Linked DNA regions of Homo sapiens: region 2 is linked to region 1. A link is an interaction called in ENCODE POLR2A ChIA-PET data of the cell type or tissue named here. Cell type or tissue: GM12878. All regions are shown on one strand. Each heading gives the region's core, and the rest is flanking DNA. Links, peaks and the distances in the headings are about the cores only. Region 1 overlaps HAAO (3-hydroxyanthranilate 3,4-dioxygenase). Region 2 has its middle 18 kb from the start of MTA3.

The links. ChIA-PET counts read pairs that join two places held together with the same protein. Peaks named below come from ENCODE experiments on the same cell type or tissue, not always from the same donor. Only the 100,000 strongest peaks of a DNase experiment are listed, where the experiment ranks them.
Region 2: POLR2A ChIA-PET joins it to region 1 with 6 read pairs; 3 of 35 experiments call an interaction of 5 or more read pairs at or near these places.

Annotation. Positions count from the first base shown.
Region 1 is chr2:42,773,250-42,776,164 of GRCh38, reverse strand. The region is part of intron 4 of HAAO (3-hydroxyanthranilate 3,4-dioxygenase); the gene reads left to right. Among named protein-coding and RNA genes, the nearest start is that of OXER1, 11 kb to the right of the region's middle. In GM12878, for the core only: no CTCF peak of the experiment used is centred there; no DNase peak of the experiment used is centred there; H3K4me3 peaks cover 480 bases; H3K27ac peaks cover 1,025 bases.
Region 2 is chr2:42,549,576-42,552,490 of GRCh38, reverse strand. It overlaps a transcript of MTA3 not described here. Among named protein-coding and RNA genes, the nearest start is that of MTA3, 18 kb to the left of the region's middle. In GM12878, for the core only: no CTCF peak of the experiment used is centred there; no DNase peak of the experiment used is centred there.

The sequences.
Region 1 (2,915 bases), core at 122-2,621:
ATTTAGATAGGGACCACCTATCTTTTAACTAGATCTCTGAGCTCTGGGCAAAGTCCACACCGAATCCTGGGTCTCCAAAAAGGGAGAATTATTATGAGCTTAGACCACGTGATGCTTTTACAGTGCACTTTAAAAAAAGTTTTTTTTAAACAAAGACATTTCTAAGTATCTAAACCACACTCTTCCACATTTGATCTTAGCCAAAGGCCCAGAAGCGATAAAACCACACTCTTCCTTAAAAACTCAAGAGTAAGAGTAACCTCAGTTACAATAACTATTTTAGTAAAAAAAAAAAAAAAAAAAGGATAACACAATATAAAAGTAAGCAGTTTAACAGCTGAGACCATTTATCTTTTTACATTCTTGGGGTTCCACAAGGAAAAACAGATTTCTCCCCCAAAAGGAGTCTAGTGCCTTCTTCATTTTCTTTAAGAAACCCCAGGCTACTATAAACTATTTTAGGTCCCTCATGCAGCAGAGGGTGCAGGAGAAAGGAGAGACAGCAGAAGTAAATGAAGAAAACAGAATTCAGTCAACTGAGAAGAAAAAAACTTTTGCTCAAAAAAAAAAGACAAGGTCCTAGGAGAAAAACAAAAACAAAAACATGAAAGTTAAATACACACACACACACACACCCCTTGGATGTTAGCTTTTAATTAAGCTGACTTTTAACCATTGAGCTCCTTTAAAAAAATCTTTTTAAATCTCATTACCGTATTTCAGCTGGAAAAAAATGCTGCTGTTTCAGAAGTACAGCCATTGCTCTTTCAGTTTTGCCTGGCTAGCAAAAGTGGCCTTGTTTATGTAAATCAAGCCCCTTAGCAGTCAAAATACAAAATCTTTCATCTTTCTTTTCTCCTTTTACTGGCCTTTTTTCTCCCCCCACCAGACAACCTTTTTTTTTTTTTTTTTTTTTTTCCATGACAGTCTTACTCTGTCACCCAGGCTGAAGTGTAGTGGTGCAATCTCGGCTCACTGCAACCTCTGCCTCCTGGGTTCAAGCAATTCTCCTGCCTCAGCCTCCTGAATAGCTGGAATTACAGGTGCGCGCCACTGCGCCCAGCTAATTTTTGTATTTTTAGTAGAGACGGGGTTTCACCACGTTGGTCAGGCTAGTCTGGAACTCCTGACTTCATGATCTGCCCACCTCGGCCTCCCAAAGTGCTGGGATTACAGGTGTGAGCCACTGTGCCCGGCCCTTTTCGTGTGTGTGTGTGTTGGTGGGGAGGGACGGGAAATTTAGCCACTCTAGAGGCCTTGTTTCCCATAATTTGGAACTTCTTTAGGATTTTATCAAGTCAGGTAGAGCTGATCAAACCCAATGGGAAAAAGAATGAAACAACAACAAAACAGAAACAAACAGCAACAACAACAACAAACAGTGAAGCAAAACAAACAATCGCGCAGCTTCTATGATCACTGAGCGCTCTAATGGGAAGGAGAAATTAAGAGCACCTGATTGTTAACTTTAGCCAAAACAAACCCCCAGTTCAGCTACTTACCTAGGGATGGGTCTCAGGCTCAAGACAACTCTCTACCATCCTAGAAGCAGGAAAAAAACCTCCTTTTCCCTATTGGATGCAAGCTCAAATTCCATAAAGGAGTTACCTGCCTTCCATTGTCATGGAAGCAGGAAAACTTGCCTTCCTTGTTGGAAACAAGTAAAACTCCAAAAAAAAGGGAGTTGTACAGCAAAATAAACTTTAGATCTCAACCAAATTTGGGGAGATCAGGGATTCTCTAGAGGGGGTGCTCCCACACCTCAGCAAATTGTCCTATTGGTTTGAGCCATAAAGTTAGCTCACGCGGGTACCAAGCACCCTTAGGAGATTTGTCTAAGGTCAGGGGCACCTCCACTCAGAATGCCTCTGTGGTTATCAAAATGTCAACTCCAAAAATTTGAGACAGGTCTCAGTTAATTTAGCAAGTTTATTTTGCCAAGGTTGAGGATGCACGCTCGTGACACAGCCTCAGGAGGTCCTGTTGACGTGTGCCCAAGAGAGTCAGAGCACAGCTTGGTTTTATACATTTTAGGGGGACAAGAGACATCAATTAACATATGTAAGATGAACATTGGTTCAGTCTGGAAAGGCAGGACAACTCAAAGCAAAAGCAGGATGACTCAAAGCAGGGAGGGGGCTTCTAGGTCATAGGTAGAAAAGAGACAAATGGTTGCATTCTTTTGAGTTTCCGATTAGTCTCTCCAGAGGAGGCAATCAGATATGCATTTATCTCAGTGAGCAGAGGGGCACTTTGAATACAATGGGGGGCAGGTAGCCGGGCGCAGTGGCACACGCTTGTAATCCCAGCACTTCGGGAGGCCGAGGCGGGTGGATCACGAGGTCAGGAGATCGAGAGAGACCATCCTGGCTAACATGGTGAAACCCCATTTCTACTAAAAATACAAAAAATTAGTCGGGCGTGGTGGCGGGCGCCTGTATTCCCAGCTACTTGGGAGGCTGGGGCAGGAGAATGGCATGAACCCAGGAGACAGAGCTTGCAGTGAGCCAAGATCGCGCCAGTGCGCTCCAGCCTGGGTGACAGAGTGAGACTCCGTCTCAAAAAAAAAAAAAAAAAAAAATAGGGGGTAGGTTTGCCCTAAGCAGTTCTCAGCTTGACATTTCCCTTAATTTAGTGATTTCGGGGCCCAAGATATTTTCCTTTCACAAGGTCTTCTGGGAGGGGTGAGATGTGGAAAGCGGGCCAGAGGGGTTCCAAAGTCACACCCACCTCCCCCAGTGCAGCCAGAACTGCTGCTTCCCCCCAGAATTTAGAATCACGGCCAGTGCCTCCCTCGGCTTGTTTCTCTACCCCAGCTCATTCCACAACACACACTGACATCTGGATGGCACTTGCTATGTGCCAGATGCCTGGCTAAGGTCTTTGCATGTATTTATTCATTGAATCTTCCCAGC
Region 2 (2,915 bases), core at 95-2,594, 220 kb after region 1:
TTAGCCACCACCCCCTGGGGCTAGGAGTCTAGTTTTAAAAAGCCTTTTCAATAGTCCAAGTGAGAGAAAGTTTTAAGACAAGCATCTTCATAGTCTGCTCTAAATTTGCTGATGAGCTCAGATTCACTTGTATTATTCATTAATTTATCTAAGAAAGGGCAGGAAGGAATAACCAAATCCCATCTGATTCATACCTCTCCCCTTACTTCTCGGCTGTGGCCTTTATCTCTTTACCAGCTCACTGCTGCTCAGCCACACTGGTCTGATTATTCCCTAGACATGCCAGGCACACACCAGTCTCAGGGCCTTTGCAATTCTGCTTCACCCCAAACTTCCCTCACCGGCTTGACAGCTCAAATACATCTCCCACTTTGGGAGGCAGAGGTGGGAGGACTGCTTGAGCCCAGGAATTTGATACCAGCCTGGGCAATATAGGGAGACCTCATCTCTATTAAAAAACAAACAGGCCAGGCACGGTGGCTCACACTTGTAATCCCAGCACTTTGGGAGGCCGAGGTGGGTGGATCAAGAGGTCAAGAGATCGAGACCATCTTGGCCAACATGGTGAAACCCCGTCTCTACTAAAAATACAAAAAATTAGCCAGGCGTGGTGGCGGGTGCCTGTAATCCCAGCTACTCTGGAGACTGAGGCAGAGAATTGCTTCAACCCAGGAGGCGGAGGTTGCAGTGAGCCGAGATCGCACCACTGCACTCCAGAGCGAAACTCCATCTCAAAAAGAAAAAAAAAATTACCTCCTCAGTGCAGTCTTCCCTTCCCATCCTATTTAACATTGTAATATCTGCTCAACTCCCCAGCACTCTGTGTCACTCTCTCCCGCTTTATTCCTCTCCATAACACACCTGACATACCATATATTGTACTTACAATATGTTTTTCCCACTAAAATGTAAGCTCTTTGAGAAGAGGCATGTCTGTCTGTTTTATGTACTGCAGTCTCCTCAAGGGCACACCTGGCAGATAGAAGATACTTGAGAAATAAAGCCAGCGTGGTGACTCAGGCCTGTAATCCCAGCACTTTGGGAGGCTGAGGCAGGTGGTTTACCTCAGGTCAGGAGTTCGAGAACAGGGTGGCCAACGTGGTGAAACCCCATTTCTACTAAAAATATAAAACTTAGCCAGGCATGGTGGTGTGCATCTGTAATCCCAGCTATTCGGGAGGCTGAAACAGGAGAATTGTTTGAACCTAGAAGACAGAGGTTGCAGTGAGCCAAGATTGCACCAGTGCACTACAGCCTGGGCGACAGAGCAAGACTTCGTCTCAAAAAACAAACAAACAAACAAAAAAAAAAAAGAAATATTCACTGATCAAATGAATGACCCGAGCTCAAAGCTGTTTTGGAGAGAAAGTCTTCTTCATCTACTATTCTATCATAAATTTTAATTTATTTATTTATTTATTTATTTATTTATTTATTTATTTAGTCAGAGTCTGGTTCTGTCACCCAGGCTGGCGTGCAATGGTGCGATCTCTGCTCACTGCAACCTCCCCTCCTGGATTCAAGCTATTCTCCTGTCTCAGCCTCTCAAGTAGTTGGGGTAGCTGGGACTACAGGTGTGCACCACCATGCCCGGCTAATTTTTGTATTTTTAGTAGAGATGGGGTTTCGCCATGTTGGCCAGGCTGGTCTTGAACTCCTGACCTCAGTTGATCCACCCACCTTGGCCTCCCAAAGTGCTGGGATTACAGGCATGAGCCACTGTGCCTGGCCCTCTATCATGAATTTTAATATCTTCATTGCTCCACCAGTACTTCCACCATCAAGTCCACATTCCTTAGCACAATATTCAAGGATAGCCCTTTACAATCTGTCCCCCAGTTCCCCTTCCCAGTCTCTTGTCCCAGCGCCTTTCTCCCCATGTACTCTGCCAAATCTGAGCCACCCTTAGCTCCTTGAGCAGGACGTGAGCTTTCCTTGGCCTAAGCCTTGCACCCACATTTCCACAACCTGACCTCCTTCCTTCTGCTGCTCCATTGGGTGAACCCCTCAGCATATACAAAACCTCCTCCCCAGAGCACTAACACCTCCATTACACTACTGTATTGTACAGTAATCCCACCTTATCTTCGGAGATGCTTTCCAAGACCCCCAGTGGATGCTGAAACCAAGGATAGTACTGAACTTGATTGCTAGCAGTCAGAACACATTTCTGTTAATGTCTTCCACCCACAAATTTAATGCTTTTTCCATCTTAACTAAGCAATTATCATGCACTGTGGCCATAATTTTTGCAGGTTGAGGTGTGACAGCAAAACCAGCATGAATTTATTTTTCCTTCTTAACAATTTCATAGCTATAAGATTTGTTCTTATGGTAGATCTTAGCAACCTCAGCTTGCAGTTTTTTTCTTTCCTTAGTAAGCTGAGAACTTTCACCTTTTCACTTAAAGGAAATACTTTATGGCTGCTCTTTGGCATATCTGAATTGCCAGCACCATTATTCTTGTGCTTTGGAGCCAATATTAGGTAAAATAAGTGTTCCTTGAACACAAGTGCTGTGATACAGCAACAATCAATCTGATCAGCAAGAAGGCTACTAAGTGACTAATGAGCAGGTACAGCCTGGATACACTGGAGGAAGGGAGGATGCATGTGCCAGGTGGGACGGAGTTGGGTGGCACAGGATTTCATCTTACAGTGGGACGGAGTTGGGTGGCCCAAGATTTCATGTTACTCAGAGCTACACACAATTTAAAACTTCTGAATTATTTGTTTCTGGAATTTTCCATTATATACATATATAATATATAATTTAAATATATAATATATAATATGTATATATAATATATTATATATTATATATGTATATGTATATAATATATTATATATTATATATGTATATGTATATAATATATTATATATTATATATGTATATGTATATAATATATTATATAT